Linked DNA regions of Homo sapiens: region 2 is linked to region 1. Evidence: chromatin loops called from intact Hi-C (ENCODE). Cell type or tissue: heart left ventricle. All regions are shown on one strand.

Evidence for each region. Peaks named below come from ENCODE experiments on the same cell type or tissue, not always from the same donor. Only the 100,000 strongest peaks of a DNase experiment are listed, where the experiment ranks them.
Region 2: it touches region 1 in a loop (5-fold over the local background); 3 of 110 quality-filtered maps call a loop at or near these places.

The regions. Positions count from the first base shown.
Region 1 is chr9:16,548,121-16,556,120 of GRCh38, reverse strand. BNC2 (basonuclin zinc finger protein 2) reads left to right here. Exons shown (of 7, transcript NM_017637.6): 5 at 3,356-3,591. Among named protein-coding and RNA genes, the nearest start is that of BNC2-AS1, 170 kb to the left of the region's middle. In heart left ventricle, no CTCF peak of the experiment used is centred here; a DNase peak (open chromatin) is centred at 3,600.
Region 2 is chr9:16,491,361-16,499,360 of GRCh38, reverse strand. All of the region lies in intron 5 of BNC2 (basonuclin zinc finger protein 2), which reads left to right. Among named protein-coding and RNA genes, the nearest start is that of LINC03041, 220 kb to the right of the region's middle. In heart left ventricle, no CTCF peak of the experiment used is centred here; no DNase peak of the experiment used is centred here.

The sequences.
Region 1 (8,000 bases):
AATGTGTTGCCTAAGCTGATCTCAAACTCTTGGGCTCAAGCAATTCTCCTGCCTTGGCCTCCCACAGCGCTGGGATTACAGGTGTGAGCCACTGCACCTGGCCTAAGTACAGTTTTATTGGAACATTGACACACCTAATAGTTTAAGTCTTATCTGTGTATGGCTGCTTTCTTGCTATAACAACAGAGGTGAATAGGTGTGAAAGAGAATGCATAACCCACAAACCTAAAATATTTAATATCTGGCCTTTATAGAATAAGTTGTTGACCTTTGCTCTATATTTATGTGGTTTATAACAGTTTTTCTACTTTTTTCTTTTTTTTTGAGACAGGGTCTCACTCTGTTGCCCAGGCTGGAGTACAGTGATACAATCATGGCTCACTGCAGCCTGGATCTCCCCTGGGCTCAGATAATCCTCCTACTCCAGCATCCCGAGTAGCTGGGACCACAGGTGGGCGCCACCATGTCCAGCTAATTTTTCCATTTTTTGTAGAGGTGGGAGTTTCACCGCATTGCCCAGGCCGGTCTTGAACTCTTGGCTTAGGCAATCTGCCGTCTCGCCTCCCAAAGTGCTGGGATTACAGGTGTGAGCCACCTTGCCCAGCTGTATTCATACTTACTAACATATGGTACACTTATGAAGAAGAATCAACTAGTGTCCTTATAATATCCTCAGTCTCAGGTGTTCTCGAAAGCATATCTAGGGAAATATTTTTGTTCTTTCTGTGCTCTTTTAATTCTCTTTTCTTCTGTACCCTTAACAGTTTAGTGCTCTTCATCTTTAAAACAACCAACCTTGGCCGGGTGTGGTGGCTCATGCCTGTAATCCCGGCACTTTGGGAGGCCGAGGCGGGTGGATCACGAGGTCAGGAGATCGAGACCATCCTGGCTAACATGGTGAAACCCCGTCTCTACCAAAAATACAAAAAAAAAAATTAGTCAGGCGTGGTGGTGGGCGCCTGAGTCCCAGCTAGTCTGGAGGCTGAGGCAGGAGAATGGCGTGAAACTGGGAGGCGGAGCTTGCAGTGAGCCGAGATCGCGCCACTGCCCTCCAGCCTGGGCGACAGAGCGAGACTCCGTCTTAAAAAATAATACAAAATAAAACAACCAACCTTTTTTAATGAGTGGGAGGGAGAGTGATTGTGGTTTTTTTCACCTACAATTTGAACGCATTTGCACACACACCTGCATGTATTTAATGCAGACATGCAAGGTGCCAAGTACACACACAAAAATCAGGATTTTGTGTCATTTTATTTCCTTTCTACTGACTCCTGTCAGTTTCATATTTGCTGTTGTCATAGAAGTCTGTTTTGTAAAGAACTATCTGAAACGGTTGAGGAGAGCTGATGAAGGGAAATGGAGGAGGAGCAGATCGCCCCCGATCTGGTCACTGGATTCTGTTAGCAGAGCAGCCACTCATCAGAAGGCTGAGTAGTTAAGCTGTACTTGAAGAAGAACAGGGATAGTAATACCCCATCCCTGCTTTTTTGCAGTCTAAATGCCCTGTGGAGTGAGAGAAAACTTCAATCCCTAGGCTTGTGAAGCCCTTATCTTTCCCAAACGTTAAATTAATTTTTAAGGCTATTTATTCAAAGTTGACTTAACCACTAGAATAGGGAAGATCAGACAAATCAGCTGCAAGAAATGAAGTATGAGAAAACCCGAACTCTTTGACAAAGTATTCCTGGGAGTAAATGTGTTGAATGAAGCCAGCGGGTAAATGATAAGGGCCTTTACACTGTGGATGTAAGAAAGCAATTTATCAAGAGTACATGAACTCTCTAGTGACCACAAGTCAGGAGGAAATGAGAGTGGAGGAGGAGCCCTGAAAAAATACATATGAAATACTAAAAAATCTGTGTGCACGCACTTTTAAATTCCTCCATGATTATGCAGTAATATTGGTGTAGTAAAATAGGAGTTGCTGAGAATGCACGTGTAGTGTAGCCCGTACCATTAGGGATAAGGTGTTAGGAAAAGCCGCTGAGAAAGGCCACACTGTAGTTTAGAATTTGCAGAAACCTTAGGTTCATAACTTAGGTGTAGTTATGACTTGAGCCTAGATGTTGGCTGATACCCATTTGCCTGACTCATGAGGTTAGATGACCATCCTTCAGGCTTATGTGTTCATCTTGTTTAATTCCTAAATGGGCATATGCATATAATTCTGACAGTTTTGAATGCCTTTTGTGTTCTCTTAAGGAGTTTAGAGTGCCTCTCACTCGTTATCTCACTAATCTTTGCAGCATCTCTTTAAGCCCTACAGATAAGACAGTGTTATTGCTTGAGAAACTGAGGCAAAATGTAATTATATTATCAGCAATAGGGTGTGCAGTAACTCAGATATGGATGGGGACTGGAATTTATGACCTTATTTTGGCCTTTAGTTCTAGAGAAGAGATGGCGTTTCTTAAATTTGAGGAGAAAAAGCACCCAATTGTTGAACTTTTCATTTTATTAAAAGTGTTTACTCTGAGAATGGTCATCCTCAGCTTTTTCTACTGAGATAATACAGTTAGCTGAAATACACCAGAAATTCTCAAATGTTGGTTTGTCATTTGTTTCCATTTTCATCTGTACCCTTAGAGCTATTAACAAAGTGACTTGTTATTTCTTTCTTTTTAAAATTATGACTTTAATTTTCTTTTTTATCCTGAATAACTTTCAGAAAACATGCCAATGAACACAAAAGCTATCTAACAGGTGACTAACGAGAGAAATTGAGAGAACTAAGTTTTTGGATAACCCCCTATAGCTAATATGACTTGACTTAAATTACTAGCCCTCCACACAGATGTCAGCTTTCCTTATTCCCTCCAAATTAGGTCTTTCACCCCTGTCGTCTAAAGAACACTCTCTTCCTCCTCTTTAACCATTCAGGTATTATAAGGGGTGAATCTTATTCAGAAAAGTGATATTCACTGAGCCTGCCCATATGGCATGAGTTAGGAATTGTTTTGTTTTGTTTTTGGTGGGGGGTAGGGGACACCATCGTCACTCGGGTTGAAACACAGTTCAGTTAACAAATCAATGAGGTTTTTAGCACCAGCCACGGTCATTTGAAAACCCCCTCAGTGACTCTTTATCTGAAAGTTGAATGTGTTTTCTATTTGTTGTTGCCTGCAATTTATAAACACATCCAATTAAAAAAATAGGAAAGAAAAGGGGTAAAACAGAAAGGAGGTGTCAGAGAACTATTTTCTTTGCAAGATCTTGCTTAAACACCTATGGCGAACATTCATGTGTAGAAATGGAGCCCTGGTAACTTCCAGCAATATTTCTAACTCCTGTTCTCTCTCTTTATCTTATTCCCAACACCCCCATCTCTGGAACTTTGGCGGGACCACCACAGCCTTGGATAAGCTCAGCACGCAGCACCTGTACCACCCCACCCAAGTGGAGATTGTGCAGTCCAACGTCGTGTTTGACATCAGCAGCCTGATGCTCTATGGGACACAAGCAGTGCCTGTGCGGCTAAAGATCCTGCTGGACCGTCTCTTCAGCGTCCTGAAGCAAGAGGAGGTACTGCACATACTGCACGGCCTTGGCTGGACTCTGCGGGACTATGTCCGAGGATACATCCTTCAGGTAGGGAGAGGACTTGAACGCCGCCCGTGTCCGGGGCCGACTGTGGGTGGGGAAGGGTGAGAGTCCTTGACAAACCTCGCAGGAAGGGCTGCACACCCTCCTCTGGTTAAAGTGGTCGTTTCAGCAGGCTTGTCAGGGAAGGGGAAAGGAGAGAGACAAAGCAGGCCACCATCGGGCCTCAGGCTGTATTAGAAGGAAAACTTGGCCTCTTGACTTGCGTTACCTTTGTTTGCACCTTTTTGAATTCAACTCTTTCTCTACATCATGGGCTTTCTGGCTTCTTCAACAAGTCTTATTATAACCCTATTAAAAAGGAGGGCTCTTTGAGGCGGGTAATGGGTGTGTGAAAATCTGAGATTACCCTTCATTTGGGTTTATTAGGGCTTTTTCTCATACTCAGTTTGCAGGTACGGTGTTTTTCTTGGTTGTCTTTGTACCTAAAGGTACACATTTTACTATTTATTGTTTTTTCAGCCAACTCAAAGGTAGAACTATAATCCATATAAACTTATATAACCAGTAAACCCTCACATGATAGCCTTCAGATTTCTACCTTCTGAAACACACAGACATGATTTTAGATTTCGTCTTTGCAGAACCTGTTCTTCCAGCCTTGAGTGTCTCCTTTGTGTCAATGGCACTTCTGACCTGGTAAGGGCTCTAAGAGTTTTCTGGGAGGCCCACAGCCTTCATGCACCCCCATCTCCCATCCCTCTCTTTCTTCATCTCATTTTTGCAATGTGTCATGTGTTATTTGCACTGTATACTTTGCCTCTGAAATGTGTTTATGGCTATCTGTCTTCCTGTAACCCTTGAGGGGTCAATGTTGAGAACAGCATTTTGGGAGATCCCAGGATCCAAAGAGGCTACACTGGATGATGAAGAAATACCCCTCTCGCCGAAGGACATCTCAATTTGAGAAGGTAGAATCTGAAGCAATTTTTCAAATTTCCCATGAGGATAATACCAGGAGACATGACCCCTTCAAAAACAATTGGTTTTGGCTGTGCCAGCCTTGTATAGTGCTAGACATATCTCCACTGTTTATTCCCTGAGCTACTGTGTGTTACATGAAGGGCATTAGCTGCCAGCTTGGCATGTGAGGAGTGGGGAGCCTCAGTCTACCTCTCGTTTTAACCTGGCATCAGAACACACAGATTCTTGTCATTTTCCTGTGTGGTACCTCCAGCTGTTAGCTGGGACAGGAGAGCAGTGGAAGGATAGAAAGTAGAAGTAGGGAAAGGGAAGGGAGTTGGAATAACCTGTCTGCTCTCAGAATAGAATGACGTCTTAATTTAGTGAGAATCTCAACTGGGAAGACACAGAAAATTTGGCCCTCAAAAGATGAGATGATGGTGATAATAGTAGCAATTATATATTACGTTTTCAGTTTATACAGAATGTTTACAAGCATTATCTCATTTGCCTCAGGATGGGGACATTTCAGTGGGTTAAAGTAGGAAGATAAGTCTTGGACGGTCAGGGGGCATGAGGGGGAACAAGATCTAGGAGGAAGGGGCCAGGAAAAATAAATCAGGAACTGGTTTCACAATCCCTGCTTATACTGGCCCCAAGATGCATACAGTGCTGCGTCTTTCTACAGTCATTTCTACAGCGTGATTATTAATGTCTGTTTTGAATGGATTTTACCCTACACAAAGAGAAAAACCTCTTACAGTTGTTTGTATGGAACTGTTAGCTTGGCTAACAGTCCTTTCTTTATTCCAAACCAACAAGTGTTTTGCCCCAATCTGGTACCATCTTTATTACCTCCACTATGCTGCTTATACTTCTGTCATTAATATTGTATTTCAGTTTCATGTGTATGTGTTGCCTAAGATACTTACACCTGTATACCTACGCAGAGACACAAGCATATACATTGTATCTTTCTGTCCAAACAAATAGGTATGTGCAGGGCTATGTTGGTTTGCCATTTTAACAAAGCTCAGGTAGCACTTTGATAGGAGTAAACATAAAGCCTGATAATGTTTCTGTGTTATGGTCCTATTGTTCTGCCTTGGCCAGTGCCTGTTTTTTATTTTACTTGAAATAATTATTTAGATGTTAGTTTTTCCCCAACTTGTGAACATATCTCTAATGCAGGTATAAAAAATGTAAATGTACTCTGTATTTCTTTGTATGGGAGGGCCCAGTATTTAGCAGGGGTGTCAAATCTTTTGGCTTCCTGGGCCACATTGGAAGAAGAATTGTTTTGGGCCACACATAAAATATACTAACACTAACAATAGCTGATGAGCTTAAAAAAAAACTCTCATAATGTTTTAAGAAAGTTTACAAATTTGTGTTGGGCCGCATTCAGAGCCTTCATGGGCCACATGCAGCCCGTGGGCTGTGGGTTGGACAAGCTTGATTTAAAGAAACAAAATTGCAAGAGAAATGAAATTTGAGAGGAAAATTCAGTAAAACCAGGAACTAAAATTTATAAATCTCTTATTTTAGGGTGAAATACTGCTTATAGAGAGCATTTTCATTTATTGTAATACTTAAATTATAATTAATTTTTATTATTTTAATATAGATTTTGACAGTCTCAAATTTAATATAATATTTCTCCATTCAGTCTAAAATTGACATTTTGAGAAAACGATAGATGATTTTTACATTAGAGGAGTTCTAGGTTTAGTTTCTGTCTTGTTTTATTGGTAGAATTGATGTAATATAGATTTTATTTAAATGATGGTTTTTGTCATTCAGCATTTATAATCTACTTGTTCTTTGTTAAAACAGTTCTCGGTTTGGAAAAAAAAGCAAATGGTCCCAGAACACCAAAACTGTTACCACTTTTGTAGTGAGAAAATGCTTTGTTTTGTAAAGAAAAAAGAGAGAGACTGTAAAAGTAAACCCATTCTTCTAAAGTAATGTTACTTGATAATTGGCCAATATTTTAAAGATTGTATGTGGTAATGATAAGGTGTGCACAAATTACTTTGAATATAATTGTATATGGCGTTTTTGTAAAAGTAGGCTATAAAATGTGTGTCCGAAGGCTGTGGAACCCCATAATGCTCTATTAGTGTACAAGTCATTTTATCTGGCTAAAACTCAATTGTCTTGTAGCCCTCAAGGCATCAATTTTAGCATTATTGCTCTCAACAACAGTATATTGAATATTATGTCAGTTAAAGGAGAATAATTATCAAGGCAGGTTAGGGTGGCTGTTAGTCTTACCACATATTGACTTGGTTAGCAGTTGGCTACAGATTGTGTTCCTGGGCAAATGAAGATGTACGGTAAGTTGAACTAGTCAAGCCAGGATATTAATTTAACTCTCTGTGGGACAAAGCCTGCATCCTTTATGTGTACACAGCTACTCCTGCCTTCTGAGATACCTTTAAATGTGGAAGAATGACAGTTGTCTGATCTGATTTTGAATTTTTGGATGTAGGGGGAAGAGGGGAGCAGAACTTTCAAAAGTATGTGGTTTAAGAGGTTATTATTAGAAAAAGGGAGATGATAGTGATGCTACAGATACATTTAAAAGGCTGGCACATCGGTCAAGGATCCTGTACTTTTTTTATAAAGTTAATTTTCACCTATGTGAGTGTCTATATAATTCACAAGCTAGCCAGTTGGGTATAAAATGCATAACATAACTTGGACTACAACTACTTAAGAAGTCAGGTAATATATTAAGAACCCAATATTCTCCTGTGTACTTATTAAAGTATTTATTCAGAAAGTACAGAAAGTTAGCTTTTAAGCATTTTCCAGAAAACCACAAAAATGGGAATATGCAATTAGATGATAAAATCTAAATACAAGGGAGAATATGATGTTTTTCTACTACTAAAGAATAATTCTGGCCAGGCGTGGTGGCTCACGCCTGTAATCCCAGCACTTTCGGAGGCCAAGGCGGGCAGATCACTTGAGGTCAGGAGTTTGAGACCAGCCTGGCCAATATGGTGAAACCCTGTCTCTACTAAAATACAAAAATTAGCCGGGTATGGTGGCATGTGCCTGTTAACCCAGCTACTTGGGAAGCTGAGGTGGGAGAATTCCTTGAACCCGGGAAGCAGAGGTTGCAGTGAGCCAAGATTGTACCATTGCACTCCAGCCTGGGCATTGCAGCGAGACTCCATCTCGAAAGAAAAAAAAAAAAACGAAGAAGAAGAAGAAGAAGAATTCTTAGTTCAGGTCTGTATCTTGTGATACATTTATTGACCATGAATGGAAGCAGTGGCCCCCTCTTTTGTCCTTTCCCCATTTTCCCCTCTGTCCTTGACCTAGGAAATAAGAATACGGGTGATTATCATTGTTGAATTTAGTCATTTAAAAATCAAGTTTTTATAGTCTCTTTCAGTTTGAACGTATAACTGACTTGCCTGGGCTCATCCACCAGCCTGTCTGTGGAAATCTTCTCATTTGCAGGTGGGTCCTGCCAGAAT
Region 2 (8,000 bases), 57 kb after region 1:
GATTAATACAAACTAATTTCTAAACATAGGCTCTGGAATCAGACTGCCTAAGTAAGCAGTAACCTCCACATTGACCTCAAAAAAGTAACTTAACTGACTGAGCCTCAGTTTTCTCATTTGTTAAATGAGAATAGTAATACCCACCTTGGAAGATTTACTAAGAATTAAGTGAGATTTAATTCTTATTTATATAAGAAAGTCCTTGGCATGATGCCCAACAAATAGTAAGAGTGCAGTGTATTTTAACTATAATCATTAGCGTCCATATTTTAAAATGGGAATTTGATTACATTGTGGTTTGTTGTAAGTGCTGAACATACCTGTGCTTTTCTTATGGCAGGTATAGTAATTGTGTTAACTAATAAAACGGTTATTAAATATGTTCAATCTGTCTAGTATTTGTAGAGTTTCTGTTGTTTGTATTCACATTATTCTACTATTTGATATCCAGTAGCCCAGAGAAGATGGTGACAACCCCTGGCAGGGACACGCACCTCCTCTGCGGGCCACTGAGAATTGGACAATAGGATTTAGAATCAGTGGTAGAGCTGGACCTGGAATCCAGGCTTCTTCATTGTCGGTAAAGGTCTGTTTCCCAATATGAGGCATCATAAATTAAGGTAGGAGACAGAAGAAAACATATAATTTTTTGGGGGTCTTTTTTTTTTCTTGATTATAGATTTTATTTATTTTTTATTTTTCTATAAGTTATTGGGGTACAGGTGGTATTTGGTTACATGAGTAAGTTCTTTAGTGGTGATTTATGAGATTTTGGTGCACCCATCAGCCGTATACACTGTACCATATTTGTAGTCTTTTATCCCTCACCCCCCTCCCACTCTTCCCCCTAAGTCCCCAAAGTCCGTTGTATCATTGTTAGGTGTTTGCGTCCTCATAGCTTAGCTCCCACATATCAGTGAGTACATACGGTGTTTGGTTTTCCATTCCTAAGTTACTTCACTTTGGATAGTAGTCTCCAATCTCATCTAGGTCACTGCAAATGCTGTTAATTCATTCCTTTTTATGGCTGCGTAGTGTTCCATCATATATTCATATATATATATGATGGAATATATATATATATGATGGAATATATATATGATGGAATATATATATATATGATGGAATATATATATATGATGGAATATATATATGATGGAATATATATATGATGGAATATATATATGATAGAATATATATATGATGGAATATATATGATAGAATATATATATGATAGAATATATACATATGATAGAATATATATATGATGGAATATATATATGATAGAATATATATATATGATGGAATATATATGATGGAATATATATATGGTGGAATACATACACACACACACACACACACACACACACACACACACACACCACAGTTTCTTTATCCACTCATTGATCGGTGGGCATTTGGGTTGGTTCCACGATTTTGCAGTTGTGAATTGTGCTGCTGTAAACATGCATGTACAAGTATCTTGGAAAACAGAGAATTTCTTAAAGTCTCTTTATCTGTTCACAGATATGACTGGCTAACCTGCGTTTTTCTGTATAATTGTTCTTTCCAGGGTATATAGTATGTCCTTTATGTTGGTGGATGTTTTTAGCCCAACCTTTTTACTTGGTTAATTCCGACTTTACTTTCAACTTAAATGCCACCCAATCTAAATGACTTTTACCCTTTTTTCTTAGCCACTACGTATTTTCTTTAGAGCGATTTTTATACCTTGTAGTCCTATATTTGTTTACCTATTTGTTTATTTATACCCATCTCCCCCACCAAACTTTTAGGTCCATGAGAGCAGAGATCATTTCTGTTTTGTTATTTAGGGTACTTGGTTTCCGGTATAATGTGTGGCATATAATAAGCAATAAATAGGAATTTGAGAATGAATTCATGAATTAGAGAATATGTAATATTCAGACATATGTCAAAGGGCATGGTCTCTGCTTTTGCTGATAAAACCAACTTGGATTAACATTATTAAAACTTTCAGTGCTATACTTTCATCATCTAATATGGACAGAATAATAACTACCTACATCTACTTCACAGAAATGTTTTTAGGATAAATGAGATACTGAATACTGTTTTCTGCAATATCTAGAAATTAGGCCTACATCATAAACTGGGTATTTAGGGAACTTCCCTGTTCCACACTTTGAGATGACTAGGAAACCCCTTTCTGATATTAGAGCTCCAAAAAGGCTACCAGAGTGGCCATGCACAATAGTGACCACAAGGGTGAACAGACTCTCTGAGCCCTTCCCCTTCCTGCCAGGCAATGCCTGACTCTGCAGAACATATGGATCACAACCTAATGTGTGTGGAATTACTCTGCTATCTTCAGAAAAAGAGCATCGTGCATATCTAATGCCATGTTGATGATGGTAGTAGTACTGCGGAGAGGCTGCTGATGTGATGATGGAACCAAAGTTGTGAGGTAAGAAGATCCTTTAGAAGCAAACACCTTCCAGATCCTAGCCCTATAAACAGCAACTGGGTGTCTGGTAAATACAGCATCGGCTTGAATAGACATATTTGAATAAGGTTTTCTCACCATAGCCTGGGCTTCTAAAGAGCTTGGTAGAATATTTTGATTGTTGAGATCATCCCCTCCCCATCTTTAAAAAAGATATGGATCCCCTGCTCCTGATAAACACAAGAAAAAATATAAACTGTAAATATTTATGTGATGAAAATTATATTAAATATTTAAAGAAACTGCAGAGCATTGCTTAATCATCTTATTAAGAATCCTAGATTTAAACCTTAGATGTCTGTTCTTAGGCATGAAGGAATCAGGTTAAACTGCCTTAAAAATAAAGTGCCTCACAGTTGTATCATAAAATATCAACTGACATTAAGGTAATTGTGCTTAAGCACAACTTAGGGCTCTTCTGAATATTTGTCATTGTCACAATAATGGTGCTATTTTTAATAGTCCAATCCTAGTTCTAAAGAAATAAACTATATTCTTTGTGTGTGTCCTAAACAGAATCATGACTAGGGAGAAAATGTAGACTCCGAATTCTTTATCTTAGTAAAAGAAGCACAGAACCACATTAGATATGGGTTCTGGTATCATTATGGTGTTTTTGTTTTGTTTTGTTTTGTTTTTTTGTTTTTAATGAAACATTCTAAAGGGCTGGGTGCAGTGGCTCACGCTTGTAATCCCAGCACTTTGGGAGGCTGAGGCGGGCGGATCACCTGAGGTCAGGAGTTAGAGACCAGCCTGTCCAACATGGCGAAACCCTGTCTCTACTAAAAATACAAAGATTAGCCGGGCATGGTGGTGGGCACCTGTAATCCCAGCTACTTGAGAGGCTGAGGCAGGAGAATCACTTGAACCCAGGAGGTGGAGATTGTAGTAAGCCAAGATCACACCATTGCATTTCAGCCTGGGCAACAAGAGTGAAACTCCATCTTAAAAAAAAAAAAAAGAAAAAGAAAAAGAAAAAAGAAAACAAAACATTTTGTAGTAGGAGCCTGCCTAGTCCAGGGTAGTGTAACACTCCTAAGAGTCTCAGCCATTTCCTACGTTAGGATCAGTTTTACAGATTTGAGTCAAACTGATGTCTGAGTCTTCGTTAACCTTCAGAGAGCCATGAAATCAAGTGCAGATTTCTAAGCCCCAGCCACTGGGCCCTAGCAAGCTCATGTTGAGCCTTTATGAAATTAGAAAAGGTGTTCTTTCTGAGCGGATAAAGCCCAAACCAGAGCACATGGCTTGGCCGTGGTGAGCCAGGCCTGAACTACATTCAGCACCACTTGCCACTTTGGTGGCACTTTGGGCAGTGCATATGTTGAGCACCCTGTCCCCAGAAGGACCGGACCCAAATCTCTAGCCAGAACGCAAGCACTGTTTACAGGCAACCCAGGAACCATGTTATTTTTCAGATTGACATTCACGTCACAATGCTGGTGCTTTTGAGTATGTGATCTGCTTAAGTCCACAGTGGTCTTTTGGCCTTTGAGCCCCAAATCCTCAGAGTTCATGGCATGATCTCACTATATGGAACAGAAAAGTGTTTCATTTTATGTCGAATTTAAATAATATCTGGGAATATTTGCTGTTGATTTTTTTCCTCCTGCTACCCTCTCTCATGTTAGGCCAAGAAAGCCAATGAGGTTAAACTACGACTGTCCTTTTTTAGGATCTGCTAATAATTTAGATAGAGGCTGATGATTTATCACCACCTTATTCAGGCTGTAATAATCCCCTATCCACTTGGATCTCTGCAGAACCTCTTAACTGATCTTCTCTCCGCCAACCTGTTCTTTACTCCAACTCATGGAAAGTCACACTTGCTAATGATACGTCATTGACTTTCTCCTGGGTTGAAAGAACATCCAAACTCTTTTATTTTATTTTATTATACTTTAAGTTCTAGGGTACACGTGCACAATGTGCAAGTTTGTTACATAGGTATACATGTGCCACGTTAGTTTGCTGCACCCATCAACTCATCATTTACATTAGGTATTTCTCCTAATGCTATCCCTCCCCCAGCCCTCCACCCCACAACAGGCCCTGCTGTGTGATGTTCCCCTCCCTGTGTCCATGTGTTCTCATGAAAATCCAAACTCTTCTACACGGCCTGCCAAATCTTGATCAAAACCCTACAGGACGTGCCAGGCCTACATGACGTGTCTCCTTTTCCCTTCATCTCTGACTGCATCTCCTCTCTCCCTCCTTCACTTGTTCAACTTTGGTCACACTGGCTTCTTCGCTGTTCCTTTTCCCTGAAAAATTTTGCCTTCACATCTCAGACCTTGACTCAGAACTCATCTCAATGACTCTTGCCCTGACTGCTGTATCTGAATTTTCAGCCTTTCCTCACCCACACCATTTCAGGTCCTCTTTCTCCACTTTGTCTTTTCTTCCTTAAAAATTATTTTCTGGCTGGGCTCGGTGGCTCATGCCTGTAATCTCAGCACTTTGGGAGGCCAAGGCAGGTGGATCATGAGTTCAAGAGATCGAGACCACCCCGGCCAACATGGTGAAACCCCATCTCTACTAAAAATATAAAAATTAGCTGGGCATGGTGGCACAGGCCTGTAATCCTAGCTACTCAGGAGGCTGAGACAGGAGAATCGCTTGAATCTGGGAGGTGTAGTTTGCAGTGAGCCGAGATTGTGTCACTGCACTCCAGCCTGGTGACAGAGCAAGACTCCGTCTCCAAAAAAAAGAAAAAGAAAATTATTTTCTAATATATTTCGTATTTTATTTAGTGTGTCTGTTTCTCTTCCACCAGGATTTAAGCTCCACCAGGGTAGGGGTTTGTCTGTTTTATTCAGTGTTGTATCTCCAGTGCCTAGGACAAAACCAAACATGCAGCATATGGTCAAGACCTATTAGTTGAGTGGAGGACTGAATGAACTTGGCCCCTGCCTGCCTCTCTACCCTCGTGTGTCATCAGACTTCTTCATGTCCTACATGCCCACATCTTTTCCATCTTTCTGCTCTCTCTAAACACGCCATGCTTTCCTCCACTCTCTGTGCCTTTCTACTTACTGCTGCATCTATTTAGATGGTTCATCTTCACCTGTTTGGCTCTTCAGGCATGGCTCAGAAGTCACCTCTGCTAGAAGGACTGCCTTAGCCCCCTGCTGTGCAAGTAGAGTACCCTTTCCCAGCATGGGAGCAACCTGAATGCCTTACTTTTATCCTTTTGCCTAGCTCTTCCATTAAACCACATAAGCTCCTTGAGGGTCTTATTTGGATTTGTAGTCTCAGTCTGCACATAGCACAGTATAGGCATGTCTTAAATGTTTATTAACTGGAGAAAGGAGGGACAGAGGCCAGCATAGAACTGGAAGATTATTTCAGGATTTCATCCATCCTTAGTCTACCTAGTCTACCTACCATGTTGCCACGTTTATTACAGTAGGTGCTCAAGACAGCTCTGAATGAATGAGTTGTTTGTTCCCTCTTACACATACCCACCCCTAATTAAAAATTCAAATCATTTTTGTATCAATATTGTACTTTGAAAAGATCTTCTGAATTGATGGCTTCTAACTTCAGGTTGTTGGCCAGATCTGGATGTGGTCAGATAAGGTAGATGTAACTGTTTCCTGAGTCTAAAACCTATCAGGATGCACTGGTTGGGAAATGGATAGAGCACCTTAGTGTATTTTCTGAGAAACACAGATCAGTGGTTTTGCTTACCTGTGTGTTGATAATGAGTGCTTTTTCTGCGTGCGTACTTTATTTCTTCGAAATAGGACTTACGTGAAAACAAAGTGGCTTAATCATTCAATTACAGTTTCCTCTATGAAATTTTTCAATAAAAATGAAATAAAGCAGGGGAGCTCTAAGTCTGTTTCATACTCTGCAGTATGGATGATCACCAGGAAACATTTTCTTAATGGCATCATAATATTCTGAATGTTATTTATACTAATGATCACGAATTTCATCTTAGTGATGCCTGTAAAAAACTTAACCTACATGTTAAGTTGACTTAAGACACAACGTTTCAGACTACCCAGACTGAAGACACACCATTTCAGATTACCCATAAAGATTTTAGCAGCAGTGTTCTGTGACTGATTTGTAATGATGCTTACTACTCATCATTAATTGAGTAGACTTGATGGATAGCTATACAGAAAAAAAAAAAAAAATGGGCAGGCCTTTACCACCCTCGAAGGATGGAGCTTTTGGTATTTATTCGATGCATAACCTGTATTCCTAAAAGACAAGAAATACATCATATGATTTCTCAGTGGACCATACATCACAGCAGGAACACCTTTACAACCTGCCAGGTAAACACATATTAAAGTTAATTCTCAGAGGCTTTTGTTGCTTTAAAGAAATCATATGCAGTAGAAAATTCCTCCTGTTTTCACAACCAGGACCAACAGCCAGTTAATCAGTTGAAGTGGTGAATCTTTACCAAAACAAACAAACTACATGTTTTAAGCATTTTTAGCTGAAAATATAGAAATGTGCATTTTGAGATTAGCCAAGGCCTTTACTTAAGTATGGATGGTTGTGCTCATTAAAGTTCTGACTTCTTACATATACCACAACTGTGATGTATCACCAAGATTTTCACCTCTTGCTGCTTTAAAGTGAACCTGGAACTTAGACATGAATAGGTTGAGTGTAGAATCATCCAATCCTCCAATATTTTGCATTTGTCTTGCCCACACCATGTGAAAGCAGGATTGTTTTTGTTTTTTTTTTAAGGGTGGGGAAAAAAAAGAAAAAAACATTGTCAGGACTCCCTAAAGCATTCAACTTAATTTTGATAGAATGAACTTTTTATTTTACAATCGTATTTCACTGGTTTTTATAATATTTCATTAAATGATAAAATCGTATTTGTAGATGAAACGGTTATAATCAGGTCTGAGAAAAAATAACTGATCCTTGACTAAATTGATTTGTAAAAGCGGAAGTATGTGAGCATACCAGAGTGTAGTTTATTAGTTTTGTTTATTTAGCATGCTATGGACATCAATATATTTTAAAGAAGAAAAACGATTTTGATTAATCTGGTAGCGTAAGCATACATGTAGTAGTAACTTTTTCTTTGTTGGTGTTTCTGTATAACTTAAAAAGAGATGAAACTAAACTGCAGTGAAATAACCCTTAGAGACTGGTAATCCACCCCTAATGAGCGAGTGCACATGTGAACAAGGTATGATGCATATCTTCAGCTGCTCACTTGACTTTTTCAGTTGGATAAATTTCCATCCTCTTTCATTGTAATATGGCCCAAACTAAATTCACTGTTTTCTTAAGCCTTCCTCCCATTTCCCAGGCTCTCTTAGAATTACTGCCATTTCCCCAGCTATCAAGGTATCCAATATAGCTAGAAAAAAATTATTTTGAAGGAATACTGCGTGTGCTGTAGGAGTTTTATGTGTGTTTTTTAAAATTATTTTGACCCTTACCTCTGATCCTCTTAAGTTTTGTCATTACCAGATCTTGTCATTTCTGAGAAATGCATGTTCCTCTTCATTTGAGTGGCCTC